2 separate regions of the Homo sapiens genome follow, and region 1 is linked to region 2. A link is an interaction called in ENCODE POLR2A ChIA-PET data of the cell type or tissue named here. Cell type or tissue: PC-9. All regions are shown on one strand. Each heading gives the region's core, and the rest is flanking DNA. Links, peaks and the distances in the headings are about the cores only. Region 1 has its middle 11 kb from the start of IER5L. Region 2 has its middle 4.2 kb from the start of LINC02975.

Region 1 (7,756 bases), core at 2,242-4,741, 110 kb before region 2:
GATTACAGGCATGAGCCACTCTGCCTGGCTGTGTAATACCAGTTATAAATATAAATACCAGAGCATTTAATTCATGTGCAGAATCGCTGAAATTGCACAATTCATATTCTGTGGCTTGTCCCTGAGTGTGCCTTGAACTGGCCAGAAAAGACAAACACAAGCCAGGCTCAGGAAGGTTATAGGGGGAGGAGAAGACCCCCTGGTTAAGGTGGTTAAGATAGTGCTTCTCCGTATGGGAGATTGCCACAAGGGTGCACACCCTCCCAGCCCCCTCCACCCCTGCTATGCCTCCCTGCGTGCTCTCTCTAGATGGGGCCTGGCAGCTGCTGGATTAACCTTCCAACCAACCACTGGGCTGATGTCCTGAGTCCTGGTACCTCCCCTTCCCACAGGCCCCCACCTCAACCTACAGCAGAGGAGTGGTCTCTAAGGACCTCAGTACCCAGATCGGGGTAGGTGAAAGGTTCACCCCACGTCTAGACACGGTCTCTGGTTGGCTGCCAGTCAGGCTGTGGTGCTGCTAATGCACAGCAGTGGCGGCTGTCACCGTGCCCTGCAAGGTGCTGCTCACGGATGCCTGAACTCAACCCTCTCTACGCCTGTGCCCAGGTCCCTGCCGAGGATGGGAGGGAGAGGCCAGGCAGAGCCAGGGCACCAGAGTGCCAGGGGGCAGGGTAGCAGGGGGACCAAGAACCTGTCTCAGGGAGGTGGGGAGGTGGCAGGAGACAGGACTGCACCTGAGTCGAAGCTTCAAACACGCTCCACTGTCTCAGACTTCACTCAACACAAACTCAACGATAAAATGATGTTGAATTTCAAGACAGCAGAGCATTAGACTCCAAGCATGGGCTCATTTGAACATGGGGCCCTGTGTGACTGCACGATCCCTGGCCAGTGGCCTTCTTGTTCTGGCCGCAGAGAAAACCTAAGAAGAGGCCAAGGAGAGGTAACGAATAAGCCCTGATGACATCATGTGAGCCTCTGGATCCAGCTACGCCTGAGCCGAAACACCCATGGACTTCCCTGTTTCTGTGCCAGGAAATAAATCCGCTCTTTGCTTCAGCCAGCTTTAGCTGAGTTTCTGAGGCCTGAACAATATGGGACCCTGAGAGGAGAGGATCCAAGGCCCAGGAATCTCGACACCCGAATCCCTTTCTTGGCTTAAAGAATCTTGGAGCTGTCCATCAACTTGGAATGTCTGCAGGTTGCCTAGAGGTCTCACTGCCCCTCCCCACATGGATCTGTCCTGTTCTGGGGCCACGTCCTTTATCTGTCTTAGGCCTGGATTTCTTTTTATGAACAAAGGGAAGCTTTATTCCCCAGTCTTCCCAGTTCTCCCCAGGCTGTTTGATGTGGGTGTTAAAGGAGACACTGGACTTCCACACTGGGGGTGTGTGTGTGTGTGTGTGTGTGTGTGTACTGGATTTCCACTCTGTGGTGTGTGTGTGTGTGTGTGTATGTGTGTGTGTGTGTGTAGTGGCCTGGAGGGTGCCAGGGAGCTGGGAGGACAGCAGGAAGGATGCATGGAATGTTTAAGAAACATCAGGAAGGCCGGGCACGGTGGCTCACACCTGTAATCCCAGCACTTTGGGAGGCCAAGATGGGCGGATTGCCTGAGGTCAGGAGTTCAAGACCAGCCTGGCCAACATGGCGAAACCCTGTCTCTACTAAAAATACAAAAATGAGCTGGGTGTGGTGGCGCAAGCCTGTAATCCCAGCTACTTGGGAGGCTGAGGCAGGAGAATCACTTGAATCTGGGAGGCGGATGTTGTGGTGAGCCAAGATTGTGCCATTGCACTCCAGCCTGGGCAATAGAGTGAGACTCTGTCTCCAAAAAAAGAAAAAGAAACATCAGGAAATAACTGGATTTGGGGGGCAGAAGGGGGAGGAGTCAGAGGCCCAGAGGTAGTGGGGAAGGGTCTGATTGGAGGAGGATAGGCAGAGCAATATCTTACTGTTTCCTCTTTAAGCCACTCCCTAGAATGGAGTCCATTCATTCATTCATTCATTCATCCATCACTTCATTCATTCATTCAATCATCAAGCATCTATCCTGAGTGAATGTTGACTGTCAGGCACAGCCAGGTCCTGAAGATAATCAGACACCTTCCTGGGGACTAATCTTTTAAAAAATATGAGTCCTAATCTATGGAAAGACAAAAAAATCCAACAAAGTTTCTAAGGCACTTCCTCCTGTCTCTTCCCCCAACTCCAGAGTAAAAAGATCTTGATTGGGTCCCGCTGGAAAAGATGCATGTTACTTTTTTTTCTTTTGAGACAGGGTTTTGCTCTGTCTCCCAGGCTGGAGTGCAGAGGCACAATCACAGCTCACTGTAGCCTAGATCTACCAGGCTCAAGTGATCCTCCAACCTCAACCTCCCTAGTAGCTGGGACTATAGGTGTGCACCAACATGCCTGGCTAATTTTTTTTTTTTTTGAGATGGAGTCTTGCACTGTCGCCTGGGTTGGAGTGCAGTGGCATGATCTCAGCTCACTGCAACCTCTGCCTCCCATGTTCAAGCGATTCTCCTGCATCAGCCTCCCAAGTAGCTGGGATTACGGGTGCCTGCCACCATGCCCATCTCATTTTTTGTATTTTTAGTAGACACGGGGTTTCGCTATATTGGCCAGTCTGGTCTCAAACCCCTGACCTTGTGATCCGCCCGCCTCGGCCTCCCAAAGTGTAATTTTTGTATTTTTTGTTGAGACGGAGTTTCACTATGTTGCGCAAGCTGGTCTTAGACTTCTGGACTCAAGGGATCCTCCAGCCTCGGCCTCCCAAAGTGCTGGGATTACAGGTGTGAGCCACTACGCCTGGCCTGTTAAGTCATAATTTTGTTCAACAGGAGAGTCAGTAGGAAAACTGTCATGCATTTTGCAATGAAAAGTTATCTGGGCAGAGCTGACCAGTGCCAATATTGCAGCTCTCATTTACTGGGCACTCACTGTATGTCAGACTCTGAGCTGTAGCAGCCTTACTGCACAGGCAGGTGCCCCCATGCATGTCTTCATTTTGCAGACAAGGGACTGGAGGCTCAGGGAGGTGAAGGAAAGAGCTTATTGTCACCTAGAAAGCAGCAGAGCTGGCCAGGCGTGGTGGCTTACCCCTGTAATCCCAGCAGTTTGGGACGCCGAGGCGGGTGGATCACCTGAGGTCGGGAGTTTGAGACCAGCCTGACCAACATGCAGAAACCCCGTCTCTACTAAAAATACAAAATTAGCCGGGTGTGGTGGCGCATGCCTGTAATCCCAGCTACTCGGGACTCAGGAGGCTCAGGCAGTAGAATTGCTTGAACCTGGGAGGCGGAGGTTTCGGTGAGCTGAGATCCTGGGCAACAAGAGCAAAACTGTGTCTCAAAAAAAAAAAAAAGAAAAAAAAAAGCAGCAGAGCATGGTTTGTCTTGAGCTCTATGTGGCTTTGGAGGCTGAGCTTGGAACTGCCAGCCTGGGCTTTGGACGGGCACCCTGGGTAGGGGTGGTCCTGGGTAGAGATGGCCCTGGGAATCCCTCCGGTGCTTGGCCTTGTGCCTGGTGGTCCACAGTCTCACAGTCACTCATCTGATATTTAACAACTTACAATGAGGAGTGCTCCACAAGGAACCCTCACATAGCTTGGGATGCTCTCCCATGTTCCGTCTTTGCTGAGGGTCCCTTGGATGGGTGTGTTTGTGGGGCATAGTCTCTGGGGGAAGAGGGGCAGATCCTGGATTGGTCTGGAGCCCCAGCTGGCCCCGCACAACTAGGAAAACTGGTTGGGGCGGCTGACTCAGGGTGTGTTTATACTGGCGTACTCCCCGCCCCCTCCCTCCCTCAGGCACCCTCCCCTCCCGTCCCTGACCCGGGAGAGGAAGGAAGTTCCTATAACGTTCATAGTTGCCACTAGTTCTGCGTGTTGTGCATTGGGCACGGAGCAGGAAGACCTTCACAGGTTGTAACTGGTCCCAGCTTCCTTTGAGGAGACTGAGTCTCAGAAAAGTCAGGCTGCTCCCTCGATCCTACAGGGGCAAAGCTGGGATTGGAATCCAGCTCTGACTGATGCCCCGGATGGAACTCTCATCCACTGTGATTAGAATACAATCTGAGCACCTCCTGCTTTTCTTTCTGGCCCCATCTCCTGCCTCTCCCACTTGCCCTCTCTCTCAGCCAGTTCTATGAACATGCTAAATTTATTCATTTTCTTTTTTTTCTCTCTCTCTCCTTTCTTTTCTTCTTCTTTTTTTTTTTTTTTTTTTTTTGCCGGAGTTTCGTTCTTCTTGCCCTGGCTAGAGTGCAATGGTGTGATCTTGGCTCACTGCAACCTCCGCCTCCCGGGTTCAAGCGATTCTCCTCTGTCAGTCCCCCAAGTGGCTGGGATTACAGGTGCACACACCAGCATGCCCAGCCAATTTTTGTATTTTTAGTAGAGACAGGGTTTCGCCATGCTGGCCAGGCTGGTCTCACCCTGACTTCAGGTGATCTGCTCGCCTTGGCCTCCCAAAGTGCTGGGATTAAGGCGTGGGCCACCGCGCCTGGCCTCATGTGTTTAGTCTTCACCTTTTCCGTTCCTTCTGCCTGGAATGCTCCTCCACCGTTGTTTGTCCAGCTGCTATGGTAGAGACTTCTAGCGCTCATCCATGTGTACTCGCCTTTCCTTCCCAGTTACCCAAGAAAACTGCTTTTCCCAGCCCCCTTGCAGTTAGATGAGGGCCTGGGACTCATTCTGGCCAATGTGCTCTGAGTGTGAGTGAGGAGAATCACTTCCAGGCTGAGGCCATGAAGAGCCCTTGCAGGACTCCCCAGCTCTCATTCTGTGCCACGGTGGAGATTCTGGAAGCCTTGTGTTGAGATAGACGCAGGCTGAATTGCTGAGTCACCGTATGGAGGGCAGCAGCCTAGGAGACCTGGCAGTCTGACTCAGACTTTGCATGGTCAAGAAACAAATCCTTTCTACCTGCTGGAGATCTTAAAAGAGAAAGAAATCCTTGTGTTAAATCTTTGAGATGCAGGGATTAATTTGTTACTGCAGCATAGCCTGTCGTATACTAATAGAGCTGATCTGTTCAGGTGTCAGTTGAAATATCACCTTCTCTGATCAAAATATCTAAACTGGTGCCACCCCCACCCCCTCCCCCTCCAACCAGTCCTTTCTTTTTTTTTGAGACTTTTTTTTTTTGAGTCTCGTTCTGTCATCCAGGCTGGGGTGCAATGGTGCTGTGATCTTGGCTCACTCCAGCAGCTGCTTCCTAGGTGCAAGTGATTCTCCTGTCTCACTTTCCGAGTAGCTGGGATTACAGGCACGCGCCTCCACGCTAGGCTAATTTTTGTATGTTTGGTAGAGACGGGGTTTCACCATGTTGGCCAGGCCGGTCTTAAACTCCTGGCCTCAACTGATCAGCTCACCTCGGCCTCCCAAAGTGCTGGGATTACAGGCATGAGCCACGGGCCCTTACCAATTTTTCTAGCACTGTGTTTATTTTCCTGAAACACTTATCTACTTGTTTGTTGCCTTGTGTATTGTCTGCACACCTCCCCCCACCACTAGAATGTAAGCTCTATGAGGGGAGGGCCCTTCGTTTGTCTTGTTCATGGCTGCATCCTTGGTGCCTAGCACAGTGCCTGGCATATATAGGTACTCAATAAATATTTGAATGGGTGAATGTGTGTATATTTATTTTTTGAGACAAGGTCTCACTGTCACTAAGGCTGGAGCGCAGTGGTGCAATCATGGCTCACTGCAGCCTCGACCTCCTGGGCTCAAGCCATCCTTTTGCCTCAGCCTCCCAAGTAGCTGGGACTACAGGCGGGCACCACCATGCCTGGCTAATTTATTTTTTGTAGATGCAGGGTCTCACCATGTTGCCCAGACTGGTCTCGAACTCCTGGGCTCAAGCTAGCCTCCTGCCTCGGCTTCCCAAAGTGCTGGGATTACAGGTGTAAGCCACCGGGCCTTGCCTGAATGCATTTACTGAATGAATGAAACAGGCAGATAACCACACTCACAGGTAGACATGGAATTTGATATTGGTACCTGTGTTTTTCTTTTTTATTGGAGTAAATATATTTACTGATATCCACTTTATATCTAGTTCAGTTACACAATCTGTAAATATAGGTGGCACAGTGGCTCACGCCTGTAATCCCAGCACTTTGGGAGGCCGAGGCTAGTGAGGTCAGGAGTTTGAGACCAGCCTAGCCAACATGGTGAAAACCCCGTCTCTACTAATATAAAAAAATTAACAAGGCGTGGTGGCACACGCCTGTAATCGCAGCTACTCGGGAGGCTGAGGCAGGAGAATTGCTTAAACCTGGGAGGTGGAGGTTGCAGTGAGCCGAGATTGCACCACTGCACTCCAGCCTGGGTGACAAGAACTAAACTCTGTCTCAAAAAAAAAAAAAAAAAAAAAAAAATATATATATATATATATATATATGTGCATTTTTTCTTTTGGATATCACCATGGTCCTTCTACCTGTGTTTTTCTTTTCTTTTTTTTTTTTCTGAGACGGAGTCTCACTCTGTCACCCAGGCTGGAATGCAGTGGCAAGATCTTGGCTCACTGCAACCTCCATCTCCCGGGTTCAAGCGATTATCCTGCCTCAGCCTCCCAAGTGGCTGGGATTACAGGCACCTGCCACTACGTTCAGCTAATTTTTTGTATTTTTAGTAGAGACGGGGTTTCACCATGTTGACCAGGCTGGTCTCAAACCCCTGACCTTGTGATTCACCTGCCTCGGCCTCCCAAAGTGCTGGGATTACAGGTGTGAGCCACCGCGCCCAGCCTCTACCTGTGTTTTTCTTACTCGGATGGGACACAAAGCCTCAGATCATCAGAAAGCTGGAAGCAATGGTTTCTTTTCTGACTCTTGGAATATCAGAGCTGGCTTAGAACCTTCTGTCTTCTCACTCTGTCTTTACAGATGAGGGAATATGGGCCCCTTAGGGAAGTGACTCATCCCAGGGCCCAATTTAAGTCTGTGGCTGAGCCAGAACCTGTGTCTGGGTCTCTGTACTCCTGGTCCAGTGCTCTGTCCACTGAGCTTTGCCTCTTCCTCTTTAGTTTCAGCCCAAGTTCTGAAAATATTTCCTGAGTATGTTTGCCTCTTCCTGCCCACCTTGCCGCGTAATCCTGTGACTCTGAGCAAGTCAGTGGCGATTGATGGCTGGGACTGGGTGGGGCTGAGACAGCGGTCAGAGATGAGAGAGGAGAAGGAACGAGACTCCCTCCGCAGTGCTCCTCAACCATGTCCTGGAGCTGAGCTTGTTGTTTTGTCTCACACCTCTTAAAAAAAAAACCAGAGGACAGGAGTGTGGATTCCCGTTGACCAAGGCTGTCAGGTAGAGGAGTGTTTCTCAGGGGTTGAGCCTTCCCCCAGCCAGACTGGACCTAGCTGCTCCCTCCTCTCTGCTCCATAGAACACTGGACATCGATTGTAGCACCTGTCATGTCACATTTTTCTCTGGCGTACTGTTCGTTTTTCTTGTAAATACAAAGGTGATACATGCTTATTGTAGAAAATTTGGAAAATATAGACATGTATGAATGATAAAATAAAGGTCTCCTGTAATTGCCCACCTAGTAATAACCATTTCAGCATTTTTGAACTTGTATTCAGTCTTTTTTCCTCTAAACGTATGAATAGCTAAGGCCACCTGTACCCAAGATGTCCCTAGGCCCTACCAGCGGGGGACATCCCGGTGGCCATGTTAATGTTTCCTGCGGCCACTCCAGCCCTATCCTGCTGGCTAGCATCTTGGCCTGCCCTGAAGCCTTTGCAG
Region 2 (2,500 bases), core at 1-2,500:
GCATTGACCATCACAGTCCTCCACCTGCCAGCAGCCTCAGACATGGCCGCTCACTCCTTCTGTCTGTCAACACACCCTTCTCCTGGCCCCAGGACATGGCTTTGCCTCCCACTTTGCCTCCCTGCCTCTCATTTGCTCCTCCTGTCCTGTGTAAACTGCCTGCCCGCCCTCTTACTGGGAGAGCTCTTCCATCCCAGGCGCTGGGTCCCAGGTTCCTCCCCGAAGTCCGGCCCCTCCCCTGACCTCTAGGCCTGCACTCCCAAAGGACGGGTTCCTCGATCCTCAAACTTAATGTTTCCCAAACCCCATCTCCTCCACTGATAAGCTTGAAACCTGCTCCTCCCACAGCAAATGGAAATTGCGTGCTCTGCTTCCTCAGGTCAAAGCTCTTGGAGCAGCCCTTGACCCCCACCTCTCCATTACATCCACGTGATGGGTTGCCTTTTTTTTTTTTTTTTGAGACAGGGTTTCACTCTGTCACCCAGGCTGGGGTACAGTGGCACAATCATAGCTAGACCAGCGATCGTCTGAGCTCTCACTTTAAAACACACTTGAGGCCCGGTATGGTGGCTCAAGCCTGTAATCCTAACCCCTTGGGAGGCCAAGGAAGGTGGATCATCTGAGGTCAGTTCGAGACCAGTCTGGCCAGTATGGTGAAACTCTGTCTCTACTAGGCCAGGCGCGGTGGCTCATGCCTGTAATCCCAGCACTTTGGGAGGCCGAGGCGGGCAGATTATGAGGTCAGGAGATTGACACCATCCTGACTAACACAGTGAAACCCCATCTCTACTAAAAATACAAAAAATTAGCCGGGCATGGTGGCAGGTGCCTGTAGTCCCAGCTACTGGGGAAGCTGAGGCAGGAGAATGGCGTGAACTGGGGAGGCAGAGCTTGCGGTGAGCTGAGATCGCGCCACTGCACTCCAGCCTGGGCGACAGAGTGAGACTCCGTCTCAAAGAAAAAAAAAAACAAACCCTGTCTCTCCTAAAAATACAAAAATTAGCTGGGTGTGGAGGTGCATGCTTGTAATTCCAACTACTCGGGAGGCTGAGGCAGGAGAATCGCTTGAACCTGGGAGGCGGAGGTTGCAGTGAGTGGAGATCGCCGTCAGTGCACTCCAGCCTGGGTGACAGAGCGAGACTCCGAGACTCCGTCTCAGAAAAAAAACAAAATGAAACAAAAACCTCACACATTTGGCCCCCGGCCCCTTTCCAGGGTGCCTGGGACCCAGGGCTGGGCCATCCCCGCTCCCCCATAAGAATGCCGCAGTTCCCCACAGTCTCCCAGCTCCACCCTTCTCCACACAGAAGCTAAAAGACCCTTTTAAAATGCAAGTCAAATCCCATCTCTTGCCGGCTCAGAACCCCCCAGGGGCTTGCGGAGAGGAAGATGCAAAGTCCTAGCTGCTGCCCACCAGGCCTGACTGACCTACGTGGCTGACCCCATCACAGGCCCCAGGAAGGCAGGGCTGTGTCTGTCTGGTCGTGGGTGTCTCGGCACCCAGGCCATGCATCGGTACATATTTGATGGATGAATAAGTGACGGATGGGTGACTGCGGCTTCCCTGGGAGGCTCCGCCCTGCCTTGGAACCCAGCCCAGCCCAGCCTCCGCGCTTCCCTGCCTGCCTGGGCCTGCACCTGGCCAACCCCCGCAACAACCTCCACCAGGTGTGCAGCCTTGAAAACTGTTGGTTCTGGTTGCCAACTCTCCTAGCAGAGAGGGGTGCTCCAGGGACCAAGGGTCTGTGGTACCTGAGCAAATCTCTTCTAGCTGCCCTGACCACCCTCCTGTGGGTCCCTCTCCTCCATTTCCCCCACCTGGTGGGTGGGGCTGAGGGAGCAGAGACCACGCCCCCAATCCAGCCACACTCTTCTTCCAGCCAACCAAGCACCAGAAAACCAAGATTTGCACAAAGAGCTGGTGGCCTGGGAGCAGGTCCCTCAGGCTCCTCACATCTGCCCTGCAGAAGGGGCAGACATTGTCTCATTCTGGGAGTCACTCATGGTACCGAGATCAAACCCCCAGGTAACCCCCACACAGCCTTGCACAAGCCTTGCTTCTCACTTTGGACATCTACATTGCACCACTTGGGGTCGTCATTTGTAGCCAGCGAGGTGACCTGGGTGGGGGCAGAGCTGGATCTAGAACCCCCCCCCCGGTCCCTCCCCTGGGCAAGGGCCCCACATTTCCTTTTCCAGTGATGCTCCCATGCCCAGAATCTTTCTGGACTCCAGCTGCAGAATGGCCATTCATCTCGGGTTTCAATTTCCCACCTGCCCCTTTGACCTCCCCAGGCGGGGAGCGGGGGCCTTGGCTGGGCTTGTCGCTGGGGCTTGGGGGCAACTCGCCCAGTGAGAACCTGCTACGTGCCAGGTGCGCCTCTCACCCAGTCCTCACAGCAGCCCTGCATCTTCACAAATGAGAAAACAGGCCGGGCGCGGTGGCTCATGCCTGTAATCCCAGCACTTTGGGAGGCCAAGGTGGGTGGATCACCTGAGG

Evidence for each region. ChIA-PET counts read pairs that join two places held together with the same protein. Peaks named below come from ENCODE experiments on the same cell type or tissue, not always from the same donor. Only the 100,000 strongest peaks of a DNase experiment are listed, where the experiment ranks them.
Region 1: POLR2A ChIA-PET joins it to region 2 with 14 read pairs; 12 of 35 experiments call an interaction of 5 or more read pairs at or near these places.

Annotation. Positions count from the first base shown.
Region 1 is chr9:129,163,389-129,171,144 of GRCh38, forward strand. No RefSeq gene overlaps it. Among named protein-coding and RNA genes, the nearest start is that of IER5L, 11 kb to the right of the region's middle. RefSeq lists an enhancer at 3,909-4,898. In PC-9, for the core only: no CTCF peak of the experiment used is centred there; a DNase peak (open chromatin) is centred at 3,793; H3K4me3 peaks cover 1,312 bases; H3K27ac peaks cover 1,427 bases.
Region 2 is chr9:129,276,980-129,279,479 of GRCh38, forward strand. No RefSeq gene overlaps it. Among named protein-coding and RNA genes, the nearest start is that of LINC02975, 4.2 kb to the right of the region's middle. RefSeq lists enhancers at 52-960, 961-1,869. In PC-9, for the core only: no CTCF peak of the experiment used is centred there; DNase peaks (open chromatin) are centred at 572 and 1,562; H3K4me3 peaks cover 1,946 bases; H3K27ac peaks cover 1,902 bases.